Linked DNA regions of Homo sapiens: all the other regions are linked to region 2. A link is a contact called in ENCODE Hi-C or POLR2A ChIA-PET data. All regions are on one chromosome and are shown on one strand. Each heading gives the region's core, a stretch centred on a gene start or an enhancer-like site at or near the end of the contact. The rest is flanking DNA. Distances are from core to core; before and after follow the strand shown.

What was found. A loop is a pair of places that touch in the nucleus more often than their neighbours do. ChIA-PET counts read pairs that join two places held with the same protein, here RNA polymerase II (POLR2A). Pooled maps may share reads with other maps.
Region 1: a loop to region 2 is called in a pooled map, with 8 times the contacts of the local background. The contact joins the enhancer-like site here to the promoter of BMAL2 in region 2. A Hi-C loop is called at or near these places in 1 of 168 maps with a recorded cell type or tissue (PC-3) and 9 of 50 pooled maps. POLR2A ChIA-PET finds 5 or more read pairs at or near these places in 2 of 52 experiments (AG04450 and activated naive CD4-positive, alpha-beta T cell).
Region 3: a map with no recorded cell type shows a loop between it and region 2 (7-fold over the local background). The contact joins the enhancer-like site here to the promoter of BMAL2 in region 2. A Hi-C loop is called at or near these places in 5 of 37 single-sample maps with no recorded cell type and 8 of 50 pooled maps. POLR2A ChIA-PET finds 5 or more read pairs at or near these places in 4 of 52 experiments (GM12878, H1, T-cell and 1 more).

What each region holds. Positions count from the first base shown.
Region 1 is chr12:27,457,855-27,462,561 of GRCh38, forward strand. All of the region lies in intron 1 of SMCO2 (single-pass membrane protein with coiled-coil domains 2), which reads left to right. Among named protein-coding and RNA genes, the nearest start is that of SMCO2, 13 kb to the left of the region's middle. Within about 2 kb of position 2,922, at least 2 of the 41 ENCODE cell types and tissues checked have a DNase peak (open chromatin) inside an H3K27ac peak, as active enhancers do; they include PC-3, where a contact is called at or near this core.
Region 2 is chr12:27,329,761-27,334,457 of GRCh38, forward strand. It overlaps BMAL2 (basic helix-loop-helix ARNT like 2), which reads left to right and starts at 3,076. Exons shown (of 17, transcript NM_020183.6): 1 at 3,076-3,343. The coding sequence starts at 3,313. It overlaps LOC124902906 (a long non-coding RNA gene), which reads right to left and starts at 3,037. Exons shown (of 2, transcript XR_007063255.1): 1 at 2,862-3,037. RefSeq lists silencers at 2,960-3,429, 3,450-3,569.
Region 3 is chr12:27,218,851-27,223,533 of GRCh38, forward strand. No RefSeq gene overlaps it. Among named protein-coding and RNA genes, the nearest start is that of STK38L, 23 kb to the right of the region's middle. RefSeq lists enhancers at 1,352-1,401, 1,542-1,711, 1,732-1,801, 3,461-3,530. Within about 2 kb of position 1,466, at least 2 of the 41 ENCODE cell types and tissues checked have a DNase peak (open chromatin) inside an H3K27ac peak, as active enhancers do; they include GM12878, where a contact is called at or near this core.

The DNA of each region.
Region 1 (4,707 bases), core at 1,672-4,171, 130 kb after region 2:
TCATCTTAGGGGAGGTAGGATGGTTGATGTTTTAGCTGGAAAAAGAATGTGAGAAAATCTGTATTCTATCTCATTCTTTTTTGTTTTGCACCAGCAGAAAGATTAAAATTTTCTTCTCATTCCTCACATATTTGCAGCTTCCTCAATGTCTCCATTTTTCTCATCTGCTGTCAGCTGTATTGTTAAACGTCTGAGAAAAGGTTTTGTATGCAGAAAAGGCTAATTGTATCCGCTTGTGCTTAAATTAATATGCAGTTATTTAAATTACAAATTTAAAAACCTAGTTTTTAATCTAAATTTAACTTAAGCGCATTAGTATTCTATTTATAAATTAATTTTTATTAAAAAACATTACTTTCACACATTCTTTGATTAATGAGTGTTCAATTAATGAATAAATTAAACAGATTAAATTCCTCAAACAATTAACCTCATTTACCAACTAGTTAATTAAACTTCCTGAAAGAGTTTAAATTAAATTTTTACATTTTATATATTTTCCTCTTAAACATTTCAAAGGCCCGAAGGGACTGATAAGCATAAGTAAAAGTTTTCTAAGCACTTATGCAATTCTTATAAATTGAATAAGTCAACTTATAAATAGGGTAAATAAAGGTTTTTTAAAAGTTTAAATAATGTCTACAAACAATTAAATTTAATATTATCTACACTAAATTTTTGTGAGTGATAGAAACCCCTAATTAACATGGCTTAAAGATAGAGTTTTATTCTTCTATATAAAAATTCCCGGCCTGGCACAGTGGCTCACGCCTCTAATCCCAGCACTTTGGGAGGCCAACGTGGGCGGATCACCTGAGGTCAGGAGTTCGAGACCAGCCTGGCCAGCATGGTGAAACCCCCATCTCTACTAAAAATACAAAAATTAGCCGGGCATGGTGGCAGGCGCCTGTAGTACCAGTTACTCTGGAGGCTGAGGCAGGAGAATCGCTTGAACCCGGGAGGCGGAGGTTGCAGTGAGCTGAGATTGTGCCATTGCACTCCAGCCTGGGTGACAGAGCGAGAACTCTATCTCGAAAAAAAAAAAAAAAAAGACCAGGCGCGGTGGCTCACGCCTGTAATCCCAGCACTTTGGAAGGCCGAGGCGGGCAGATCACGATGTCAGAAGATCGAGACCATCCTGGCTAACACGGTGAAACCCCGTCTCTACTAAAAATACAAAAAATTAGCTGGGTGGGGTGGCAGGTGCCTGTAGTCCCAGCTACTCGGGAGGCTGAGGCAGGAGAATGGCATGAACCCGGGAAGTGGAGCTTGAAGTGAGCCAAGATCGCGCCACTGCACTCCAGCCTGGGCAACAGAGCAAGACTCCATCTCAAAAAAAAAAAAAAAAAAAAAATCCTGATTTGAATGGTAGACTGGATAAAGAAAATGTGGTGTATATGTACCACAGACTACTACATAGCCATAACAAAGAACGAGATCATTCATTTGCAGCAACTTGGATGGAGCTGAAAGAGTTGGAGCTGGAGGCCATTATCCTATGCAAACTAACACAGAAACAGAAAACCAAATGCCACATGTTCTCACTTACAAGTGGGAGCTAAACATCAAGTACATATGGGTACAAACAGGGGAACAACAGACTGAGAACTACTTCAGGGTGCAGGATGGGAAGAAGGTGGGGATCAAAAACTACCTATCAGGTACTATGCTTATTACCTGGGTGACAAAATAACCTGTACACACAACCTCTGTGACACACAATTTACCTATATAACAAATCTGCACATGTACCCCGGAACCAAAAATAAAAGTTAAAATAAATAAATAAATATTCATGATTTGGACAGGGACCGTGATTCTTTCAGCTGTCAGCTCTCCTATCCCAATGGGGTATCATTTAGGGTGTGGGCTTCCTCATTGCCCAAAATAGCTGCTCAAGCCATCACACTCACATCCTCACATCCCCACCAGTGAGCAGGAGAAGGGGAACACAGGGCATGCCTCTCATTTTAAGTTGCCCATACACTTCCACCTAACTCACATTGTCCAGAATTTAGTCACCTGGAGATGAAAAAGAGGCAGGAAAATGTGTTTTTTTTCTGTGCAGGCACGCATTGGGCTAAAACCTCAGGATTCTGTTATGACAGCAAAAGGGAGAATACATATTGGGAAATAAGTAGCATAAACCTATCACAAGTTCTCATCTGCCTTGAAATTAAATACCACAAATCTAAAATTAATTTTAACTATTTTTAAAATTAGATCTAAATCATATGTAACATGTATTACCAATTCCCAGCTGCGTGACTTTTCTGTGAGACCATCTTTATCTGTAAAATGGAGACAATGATAGCAACCACATGAGACTATTTTGAGAATTAAATGAGTTAATATATGCAAGGTGTTTAGGACAGTTATTGGTACTTAATAAATAAGAGTTGACCCTTGCACAATGCCGGGGTTAGGGGCACCAACCCCACACACAGTCAAAAATCCAGGTATAACTTTCGACTCCCCAAAACTTAACTACTAATAGCCACCTGTAGACCAGAAGCCTTATCAATTACATAATCAGTAAATTAACACAGATTTTGTACGTTATTTGTATTATATACCATATTTTTACAGTAAAGTAAGCTAGTGAAAAGAAAATGTCATAAAGAAAATCATAAGGAAGAGAAAACATATTTACTATGTTGGAAGTGAATCATAAAGGTGAGTCATAAAGGTCTTCATCCTTGTGATCGTCAGGTTGAGTAGACTGAGGAGGAGAAGCCGGGGGTTGGTCTTGCTGTCTCAGGGGTGGCAGAGGCAGAAGAGGTGGAGGACGTGGAAGGGAAGGCAGGAGAGGCAGGCACACTCGGGGTAACTTTTATTTTCAAAAACCCTCATATAAGTGGACTCTCGCAGTTCAAACCCGTGTTCTTCAAGGTTTGACTGTTCTACAAAAGCCTTAGCTCTGTTATGCAAAGGAAAGGAAATGAGACTCACAGGGCTTATCTTGGAAAACCCACACCAGTGCCCAGAAACCACTGCTTCCTTTTCCAACAGCCCAGAAACCATGTCCTGACATCAATTTCAAGCCAGGTTTCAGAAAGGAAGACACGGTTTCTGTGCAAGGGCATGATATGACCAAGTCAGTCCTGGCACAGAAATCCTCACTAGCTCCCTTCTGCCAGTGTGCTTGCCTGCCTTCCTGTCTTTTTCCCTTTTCTTTCCTCCTTTCTGAAATCCAGAAACCACCCCGCATGTTCACGTGCCTGATATAAAATGGTGTAGTATTTGCATATAACCTATGCACATCCTCCTATGTATACTTTAAATCAGTTCCAGATTACTTCTAATACCTAAGACAATGTAAATGCTATGTCAATATTATATTGTATTGTTCTTAAACTTTTATTATTTTATTGTTGTATTGTTATTTTATATTGTTGAAGATATTTTTTAGCTTTTAGGTTCAGGAGTACATGTGCAGGTTTGTTACGCAGGTAAATTGCATGTCACGGGGGTTTGGTGTACAGATTATTTCATCATCGAGGTAATAGCATAGTACTCAATAGGTAGTTTTTCAATCCTCCTCCTCCTCCAGCCCTCCACCTTCAAGTAGTCCCCAGCGTCTGTTGTTCCCTCCTTTGTGTTCATGTGTACTCAATGTTTAGCTCCCACTTACAGGTAAGAGCATGCAGTATTTGGTTTTCTGTTTCTGTGTTAGTTCGCTTAGGGTAACGTTTAAAATATTTTGGATCCACAGAACCCACGGATAAGGAGAGTTGGCTGTATAGATATGACGATGAATATTTACTTATATAAATGTGTCTTCCACCATTGCCTTCTCTTCTGTTTAATTGGTTAAAACATTCATTGAATTACAATTACTTTCATACAATACGATTTGTCAGACAAACTTTCTTTTCCTCAACTTCTAGATAACTTTAAATCCCTTGCCTTGGCATTTAAGAAAGCTCCCCTTCCCTGGAAATCTTTCTTCCCTCTTCTTCATTCATCAGAACAATATTTGATTCAGGTCTCTTTTACTGTGTGAAGCTCTTGGAAAGTATTAGAAAATCCAGGCTACCCTTCTGTAGGCATTCTTTCCATAATGGTTTCTCTACAATCCTGTAGCACTTACATAAACCATTATTTGCAGTCAGCATGCTACTAACTATTGTTGTTATTTATCTTTATCTAAACTGAAGTTAAAGACTGTTTGGACATCCTTTTATCCTCTGCCTTACTTAGCGCAGAGCCTTAGATTTGTAACTGATGAACATTTGGTAATAGAGATGAGGTTGCTATTACCACCACGTAAGGGGATTTCACAATGATGTTTTTTTCCTAAATATCTATGAAGCCCTGTAGGAACTACCTGCCCTAATTTCGTTCATTCGACGTGCTAACAATTTCTATAGTTCCAGCTCTGACATCACTCTTGCTTAGAGTCTAACGGGAGAGTTTCAGCTTCCAAGAACTTTCTTTACTATCATAGGAAATGACACAGTTTCTCTCCCTCCCCCTTACTCCCTTTCTTTTTCTTTCTTTGAACTCAATTTCCTTAAAAACAGTGATTTTATCATTTTACTAACGGGCTAGAAGCCAGGGACTTCCCAGATGTACAATGAATAATATTCTCTTTCTCCCGGAGGTCAAAATCTTCGCCGCCTGAGGTTTTATGTATTTGACTCCTCCAGACAGTCATTTCTCTTTTTAATGCCTACTCTGTTCCAGGAGCTTTATGTACAATAA
Region 2 (4,697 bases), core at 1,826-4,325:
CAGGGAGGCAGAGTTGCAGTGAGCCGAAATCACACTACACTCCAGCCTGGGCGATAGAGCGAGACTCTATGTAAAAAAAAAATTAAAATTAAAAAAAGATAGCAAATTTCCTCTCCTTAAGGCAGCTGCACCACCTCCTTTACCACCCTCTCTGTCTCAGGAATGCTCTGTCCTCCAATTACCTCTCTGCTTTTCCTTCCCTTAGACCATGCTCAAGCTCATCTTTCCTATACCAGAAGCCCACCATAGATCCTCTTCTCTCTCTAAACATATGGGAGAGTGTTGGCCTACTTGTTTCTCCAAACTGCACTCATCAATCTGCCCAGCAAATCCAAGCATCTTCCCCAGGATTCACCCTCCACAGGATGCTGGGGGCAGGGTAGGAAGAAAAGGTAGTTTTAAACATTAATAATTTATTTTCCCCAGTCACTTAGGAAATCAATAATGGGTAGTTGCTATTTATTTATTTATTTATTTGAGATGGAGTCTTGCTCTGTCACCCAGGCTGGAGTGCAGTGGCGTGATCTCAGCTCATTGCAACCTCCCCCTCCTGGGTTCAAGCAATTCTCCTGCCTCAGCCTCCCGAGTAGCTGGGATTACAGGTGCCCGCCACCACACCCAGCTAATTTTTTGTATATTTAGTAGAGACGGGGTTTCACCGTGTGAGCTAGGACGGTCTGCACATCCTGACCTCGTGATCCGCCTGCCGTGGCCTCCCAAAGTGCTGAGATTACAGGCGTGAGCCACCATGCCCGGCCTATGTAATGTTTTTTTTTTATTTACCATCTTTACCATTTTAAGTGTACAGTTCCCAATGGTAATAAATATATGTTCAGCCTTCTTTTCCCCTTGTTGTTTTCCACCCCCTCTTCTCTCCCCTTCCTGGCTTCTGTGTTATTTATTGTTATGCATCATTGGAAATAGTATCTTCAATTTAATTACACTCTGAAGCAGGTGTGGTTTTTTGTTGTTTTGGGTTTGGGTTCTATCTTGTTGTTTTTTGTTGTTGTTGTTGTTGTTGTTGTTGTTCTTGGACCAAATACAATATCTAAGTGGCTTTAGGGACTCCTCTCTAATCTAAGTTATATTGTTACAATCCCAGCAGAATGCTAAAAGGACAGGAGTTTACAGCTTGTGAGGCCGTGGTTCCTAATTCCAGATGGACAAAGGAGTATTTGTTCCACCTTTAAAATATTTGTTCTTGCCTGAGTACTTAGCAATGAAAGAAAATTAATGAACAAATTAAGTGAAAGGCAAGCAATGATTCCTGGAGAGCAAGGCAGCTCCAGGGCTTTTGGCAGGGGAACCATGCTGACCAGAAGGAACTGTGTGCATTCTATTACACAAATTCTCTAGCATTCTATTATACAAATCATCCAATCACCTTTCTCACATTTTTTTTTCCAAGTTGAAAATATGAGAAAACCACTCACTGGAAATGAGAGATTACCTTCCTATCCATCTGGCAAGACATTATATGTCTCTCTGCCTTATCCTATGGGTTATATAGCTACTCTTTAAAAAACAAAAAAATCATGTCTTAGAAAGTAAAGCTCCAGAGCATAAAGAAAAAAAGAGAGCAAGCAGGCTTTAAACCTGAGCAGTAAGGGGAATACCTATTAAGCAATGAAAGGGTTGTGCCCCATGGAATGCTGTAGGTCGGCTTTGTTTGTGCATTATTACCCTTCCTGCTTTCGTATTTTAGATTCTGGATTCCCCTTCTCTTGCTTTCAGGCTTTGGTGGAAGTGAATCATCGTTTCTAAGAAACGGGGACTGCAATGATTCACAGGCAAGCTTACTGGACACCACAATAGGAACTCCTAAGAAGGAGACCTAACTTTTATGGTCTTGCTTCTACTATCTACTAGCTGAGTGATCCTGGCCAAAATACTCGACATCTCTGAACTTCTGTTTCTCTACTAAGACAGGAATTAAGAAAGAGGTTGTGAGGCTCACTGAGCCGATAAGGGGGAAAATGCATTGTAAGCAAGGCCATGTATAGAATAGTATTTACATTTTAACCCAGATCTTAAAGCCCAGGTCTAATTAATTCTACCTGTTACCCCTTGGTAAACCACCTCAAAATAGTGTACACTTGTCTGGAAAGCCAAGGTTTGATCACATTCGGGAAACCCTGTATGGAATTACTGTTTCTAGCTGCCAGGAGAAGTTGGTGTTGGTAGAATTTGGGGTGGAGTTCCAAGTCAAAGCTAGGAATGAGACGTTTCAAGACTGGTTTTGATTAGGGATGTGTCTTGGTGTGTGTTGAGGACAGCACAGTTTTCAGCACGTCTCCCTTACCTCTAAAGTCCTAGCCCCTGCTTAAGCCTGCAACAGTTTTCTCCTGTCATGCCCACTTCTGCTTGGGAACACACTTCCAAACCCTCTGCCCAGCCTCTCACAATGGCCCTAAGTACTGCCCTGAGGACACATAAGGTGCTGGTTAAGACGTTGGAATTGAGTCCTTGTAGGAAAGTTATTACCTTTAGGCTGGTTGCAAAGTTTGATTTGGTGTCTTCTCTACTGTGACTTTCCTTTACTTACTTCTACTAGATTACCAAGGAATGGGTCTAGGGACCAGTGGGAGGGCAGCAAACCAGTGTATTCTAGACACGTGGCCATAGGATGTAGGGCTGTCAAGTGATGCCCAAAAGATCTTGTTTCTGGATTTACCCAACCGTTCCAGGAGGCAAAACGGCTTCCTCGGGACCCTCTCTCTGTCATCTACACTCTCGTCTCTGCAGCTAAGCCCTTCCTTAAGCAGAAAAGAGCAGGGTCTCTCGTCCAGCACCCTCCTCCCCAACCCTAGCCCCGTGCCCTCCGCTAACCCACCGTGCAATTATCTTCATTCATCCTTTACCTTTGCCCCGAGGGTCTAACAACTGCAATCTTCGGAATGCTGGGACAAAGCTTACTATGAGCATGGAAGCCTGTTTTCAATAGGGTGGTTGCTAGAAGGACTCAACTGGCCTTTTAGTGCTTTGCTGCTCGCGGGAGGGCTCGGCGGGGCGGTGTCCGCAGCGACTCCGCCCTTGGCCCGGGTCTCTTTCCCGCCGGGAAGCCCCGCGGCGCCCAGAGCGGCGGGCGGCTGGCTCCAGTCCGCATGCTCAGTAGCTGCTGCCGGCCGGGCTGCGGGGCGGCGTCCCGTGCGCGCCTACGGGCTGCGGTGGCGGCCGCCGCGGCACCCGGCAGGGCCCGCCAGTCCCCGCTTCCCTGCTCCAGAGCCGCCGCCTGGGCCGGGGCAGGGCGGGCCCGGGGCTCCTCCATGCTGCCAGCCGCGGGGCTGCGGAGCCGACCAAGTGGCTCCTGCGATGGCGGCGGAAGAGGAGGCTGCGGCGGGAGGTGAGGTTGCCGGTGGCGAGGCGACGGCCCCAGGTGGGCGCGCGGCGTCTGACGCGCTGGGGGCGTCCCCGCGACGCCAGGTCTGCCCCCGCTGCCCCGAGGGAAGCGCCCGCGCCTGTCCTCTCGGGCCGGAGCATCGCCTCCGAGGGGCGGTGGGACAAGGCCGCCCCGTGGGGCACAGGTGCGGCGCGGCGCCCGGCGCGTCCTCCCGGGGAGCGGGACGCGGGGAGGGGAGCTGGGGTCGCCGCCGGCGCTCAGGACGCGGTGTCTTGGTCCCGGGCCGGGCGCATTGGCGAAAGGGAGCCAGCGGGGGACCTTGCACCCGGCGCTGGGAGCATCCGCCTCCACCCACTGCTGGGCGCCCGCGTCGGCGTCGGCATGGCATGCACTGCTGCGGGGACTTCCTATATTTCTTCTTTCTTTTGTGTAAACCAGTTGTCAGCAGCCTCGGACCTAGCCCGGTTCCTGTGAACCCCTCCCCTCTGAGCTGATAATACTCGCGGCTTCCCGGCTTGAACCGCTGCCCCGCGGTGGAGCGCGCAGGTGGGCAGGTGCGCGTGGACGCGGGGCCACACTCCGGGATCGCAGCCCGCTCCGCGACAGCCCTCCATAAGCGACAGGCGGCTCGTGTCTTTCACCGCTGAAGCTTCAGGAAAGCCGTCAGTGGAGTTAGCTTGTTCGATTATGTATTTCTGTGGTATTTTTGTGAATGGAGTTGGAAGTTTGCGGTGCTTTTTCCTTCTCGCTAGTATTCACTGGCAGTATTCTGTAGTTCCTTACAACGGGGCCTTTGGGACCACTGCTCACAATTACGGAATGAATACAAAATAGCTGTTGTTTAAGACAAATGAGAGGCAGGAAAACAGAAATAACTGAAGGAAGACTGGCAGAGAAGTTCAGGGAAGCAGTTAATTCTCCCCTTTCCTTTTGGAATAAGATGATAGAGTTTTAGATTCTTCTCTGAAATAAGGCAATGAGAGGAGGTGGCTTTCGAAATTCTAATATAATTGTGGGAATTTACATCATGGGGCGATTTCAGAAATTCGATCATTTGAATATTCGTAGTCTTAGGTAAACCCTTTGTTGAAAATAGAAGATGGCACGTGTGGTGTTTATAAGCTCTGACACCCTTTCTGCTCCGTCTTGTGACTGAGCTCTGCCCTTTACTGTCTGTGTCACCCAGGTTATTTGAAATCTCTTAGTCTAAGTTCCCCCATCTGTAAAATGGAGATAACTATGCAGTCTGCCTTATAGGATTGTTAGGAGTAAATGAGATATGAGATATGAATGCAAATAAAATGCTTAGCCCAATACTTAGGAAATAGTAAGTGCTTCATAAAACATTAACTTAATG
Region 3 (4,683 bases), core at 216-2,715, 110 kb before region 2:
TCAGCCTCCTGAGTAGCTGGGACTACAGGCATGTGCCACGAAGCTTGACTAATTTTTTAATTTTTTTTTTTTTTGTAGTGCAGGGGTATCCCTATGTTGCCTGGCTGGTCTTGAACTCCTGGGCCCCAGTGATCCACCCATCTCAGCCTCCTAAAATGCTGGGATTACAGGCGTGAGCCACCATGTTCAGCCAATTTTTATTATTATACATAATTCTGTGAGGAATAACTGCATAACTCTCTCACACTTCTGATTATTTCTTAAGGGTAAATATTCATAGACGAGAATGAACATTGTATTTTGATATCACTTGTTTCTGCCTGCCTAGAGTTTCTTCTCATTTTCACATGATAGAACTGACCTCCTACCTCACTCTCTCATTGCCTTTTAGTATCTGCCTCTCCCACAACTGGTAAAATGTTTCATCACATGGCTGGGACTGATCAGAGTGCCCTGTCTCCTACCACTCCAGGCACAGTGACTGGTCCAGGAGTGAGCATATGATCTAAGTAGGGCCAATAAGAGGGAAATTTTCTAGGTCTGATAATAACTCTTGGATGAAAACATCTCTTTCCTTCTGAAATTCTTAAATGGCACCAAAAATCATTTAAGGTTGGGACTGATGAGGGCCCTCTTGATGCCAACATGGAAGAAAGCAGAGCTAAATAATGAAGTGACAAAGGGGGATTCCTACTGACATCTTTTTTCTCTTTCTTTCTTTCTTTTTTTTTTGAGACAAGGTCTCACTGTCACCCAGGCTGGAGTGCAGTGACGCGTTCATGGTTCACTGCAGCCTCAAACTCTTGGGTTCAAGCCATTCTCCTGCTTCAGCCTCCCCAGTGGCTGTGATTACAGGTGTGCACGTCCATGCCTGGCTAATTTATTTTTATTTTTGTAGAGATAGGGTTTCACTATGTTGCCCCAGCTCGTCTGGAACTCCTGGCCTCAAGCGATCCTCCTGCTTCAGGCTTCCAAAGTGCTGGGATTAGAGGTGTCAGCCACTGCGCCCAGCCTGATGCCATCATTTCAGTTCCTGGTCTCAGCCATGACCGAAGCAAGGTGCTTCCCTAGACTTGTCCAATTATTTGACCTAATAAATTTCCCTGTTTATTTAAACTAATCTGAACTGGCTTTCTGTCTTTGGCAATCAAGGCTCTTGACTAATGTAACTATTGTTAAGGTTTTGATATGTATTTCCAAATTACCTCCCAGAACTACATTGCCAAATACACATGTGGAATGTGGAATTTTAAATTGAATTAATGTTAATATTGCTGCAATGTATCAGTGTAGAATTACAGTATGAGTCAATCTATCTTTTTTTCGTATTTCCATACCCTCATGAGTAAAGCAAAACATCTCAAACAAATCATCACACTCAAGTAAGTAAAGGTGGAGACTGTGATGAATAGAGATCAAGCTAGGTTTATATTATGCCCAGACATCAGGCTGAGTACAAGCCCTTGCTGTCAGGGAGGGGGAAATAAGGTCCATGTACCCTGTAGCCAGTTACACAGTGTGTCTCTAATACCTTTACTTTCTTCCCACATGCAGAAGTGAAAGTTAAGAGAAGTCTGAAGAAGGAGTCAGTTCCAAGAAAGGAGTTAAATTATTCAAGAGTAAGTTGTCAACTTCAAGTCAGTGAGCCAAGGCAGAGTAGTTCATAAAGAAACTGTGACTAGACTAGGTGGTACTCAGTTTCTGAGACAGATTTCTGAGCCAGGCCTGTGGGCAGCTGTACGAGGAGATGGGTTGGGGAGGGGTGATTTTAAAAGGATGCTAAATAACACTGGCAAAACCAAATCAACTCCACACACCAGTGAGATGAACTGGAAAACAGTGTTCATTACTCCAGTTTTTCTATCAACTCCTTATGTAGCTGTGGAGCTAAAAACTGGCTCCAGTCTCACTGAGGTAGACACTATCCTTTTTTTATTTTTTTTAATGGAGACAGAGTCTCGTTGTGTCGCCCAGGCTGGAATGCAGTGGTGCAATCTCTGCAACCTCCACCTCCCAGGCTGAAGCAATTCTCATGCCTCAGCCTCCTGAGTAGCTGGGACTACAGACACACACCACCATGCCTGGCTAATTTTTGTATTTTTTAGTAGAGATGGAGTTTCAGCATGTTGGCCAGGCTGGTCTCAAACTCCTGACCTCAAGTGATCCACTGGCCTCAGCCTCCCAAATTGTTGGCATTACAGGCATGAGCCACCACGCCCAGCAGCACTATTCTTTTAAATAAAATTTGTACGATGCTATTGATTTGGACTGGGCCTCTACAGATCAAACCAAAATGGAGTCACTCATGCTAAAGTTTCATGTCACCAAACAGAAACTAAGTCATCTACCTTTCAAGAAACTAAGGGGGAGAGAGAGAAAGAGGGAAAGACAGCATAGCCAAATCCCCTAACAGGCCAGTTTTAGCTGGCATGATAAAGGAGTACCCCCTGCTTTAATCCGATAAGGAAAGTAACTTTGAAATGACCGATTCACTTTTTGTTCCTTATTTCTGCTTTTTTTTAACCCCTTTTCTGCCTATAAAGCCCACCTCTTCTGCTTAGCTCATCAGATCACCTTTTCTAAATTTTTTATTTTATTGATTGATTGATTTTGGGTAGAGATGGGGGTCTCTCTCTGTTACACAGGCTGTTCTCAAACTTCTGGGATCAAGTGATCCTCCTGCCTTGGCCTCCCAAAGTGTTGGGATTACAGGCATGAGCCATGGTGCCCAGCCACCTTTTCTAAATTTTTATGGGAGATAGTACCCTGATCCATTCATCACAAATAAAAGCCAATTAGATCACTTAACTACATTTGTTGTAATTTTGTCTTTTGACAGTTCTCAAAAGGAAATGAAAACAACACTTTATTAGCAGCAGCGCATCTAAAATGGATATTTTTGAGATGCACCTGTGCACTCTTGGTCAGTTGAAACTTCTGAGTCAACAGTAGGTGGCCTAGTGCTGTTTCCCGAGAATGAGTGGTTTAACTCACCCTTTCATATACCTCTCAAAATGATTTCTTGTTCTTAAAATTACGAATAAACAAAACTGAAGTGAGAAGATGAGCTTCAGAAAAATGGGAACTGATCATTAAACTTTTTTTAGAACATTTCCTGTTCTTCAGCTAGTAGAAGTGGATTATTTTAAAAATCTGTTTCTACTTAGACTTTTTATTGATTAAAAAATAATACATTTCTCCATATCCTGACCAAATCAATGTTGAATACACATTGGTAGGATATTGCTTGTAGGGGCTGCTTGACTTGGCCCAGGCTTGCTGGGTGGTTGGACGTGAAGGGTAGGATAAAGCCGCAAAGATCTCCCCACCCCCCAGCCCCAGATTGCTTAACTGAAGAGACTTTGGAGACCAGCTGGGTAGCCAGGATTGCAGAAGAACAAACTTGAGGACCAGCCAGTTCTGCATTAGAAATTTTGGAGGCATTGTCCAGAGCCCTGAGAATGAGAGAAGATCTCCAACCATCCACGGCTGTTTGGGCAAAGAAAGCATCGGGGAAAGGGAGGTAGGACTCAATAGCTGAGAATCAGGCAAAAAAAATCGGGAAAGTGGGTAATTATCTTATTCCCCACTATCTCTCCTTTCCACTGGCCACCCTTCCAGGTATCCTGTGATCTGAATTCCAGCTCTGCTCAGTTCAGCCTGGGGAATCAGAAGAAAAATTGTCTCTGTCCACAAATCCCTTTCCCCTACCTCTGCTGCTTCAGTGACAAAAACTGAAAGAAGAAATTGGTGTAACAAAACTTTAAAATTTGTATATTTAGAAAATCTGAAAGAATCAACAAGGAGAACTCCTGGAACTAGTGCAGGATATGGTTAACATCCAAAAGTCAATTGCAACCAAGTGCAGTGGCTCACGCCTATAATCCCAGCAGTTTTAGGAGGCTGAGGTGGTAAACTGCTTTAGCCCAGGAGTTCGAGACCAGCCTGGGCAACATGGTGAAACCATGTCTCTACAAAAAATAGAAAAATTAGCCGGGCACTGTGGCATGTGCCTGTAGTCTCAGCTATTTGGGAGGTTGAGGTGGGAGGATCACTTGAGCTTGGGAGGTCAAGGCTGCAGTGAGCCATGACCATGCCACTGTGCTCCAGCCTGGGTGACAGAGTAAGACCCTGTCTCCAAAAAAAAAAAAAAAAAAAAGTCAATTGCTTTCTCATATACCAGCAATGAACAAATGAAATTTGAAATAAAAACCACAATACCATTTACATCAGCATTCCCCAAAATGAAATTGGTAGAAATCTAATAATATATGAAGAAGTTCTAGATAATGAAGAGTATAAAACTCTGATAAGAAAAATTTAAAAAGATCTAAATGATTGGAAAGATATTCCATGTTCATGGACAGGAAGACTTATCTGGTCAAGATTTCAATTCTTCCCAACTTGATCTATAGATTTAATGCATTCTCAATAAAAAGCCCAGCAATATATTTTGTGAACATGAACAAACTGATTTTAAAGTTTATAGGAAGGGAAAAAGACCCAGAATAGCCAACACAATATTGAAGAAGAAGAACGAAGTCAGAGGACCAACACTATACCATAACAAAGACAGTGTGATAGTGGTGAAAGAATAGACAGATAGATCAATGGAACAGAATAGAGAAGCCAGAAATAATTTACATAAATATAATAAAACTGATCTTTGACAAAGTAACAAGG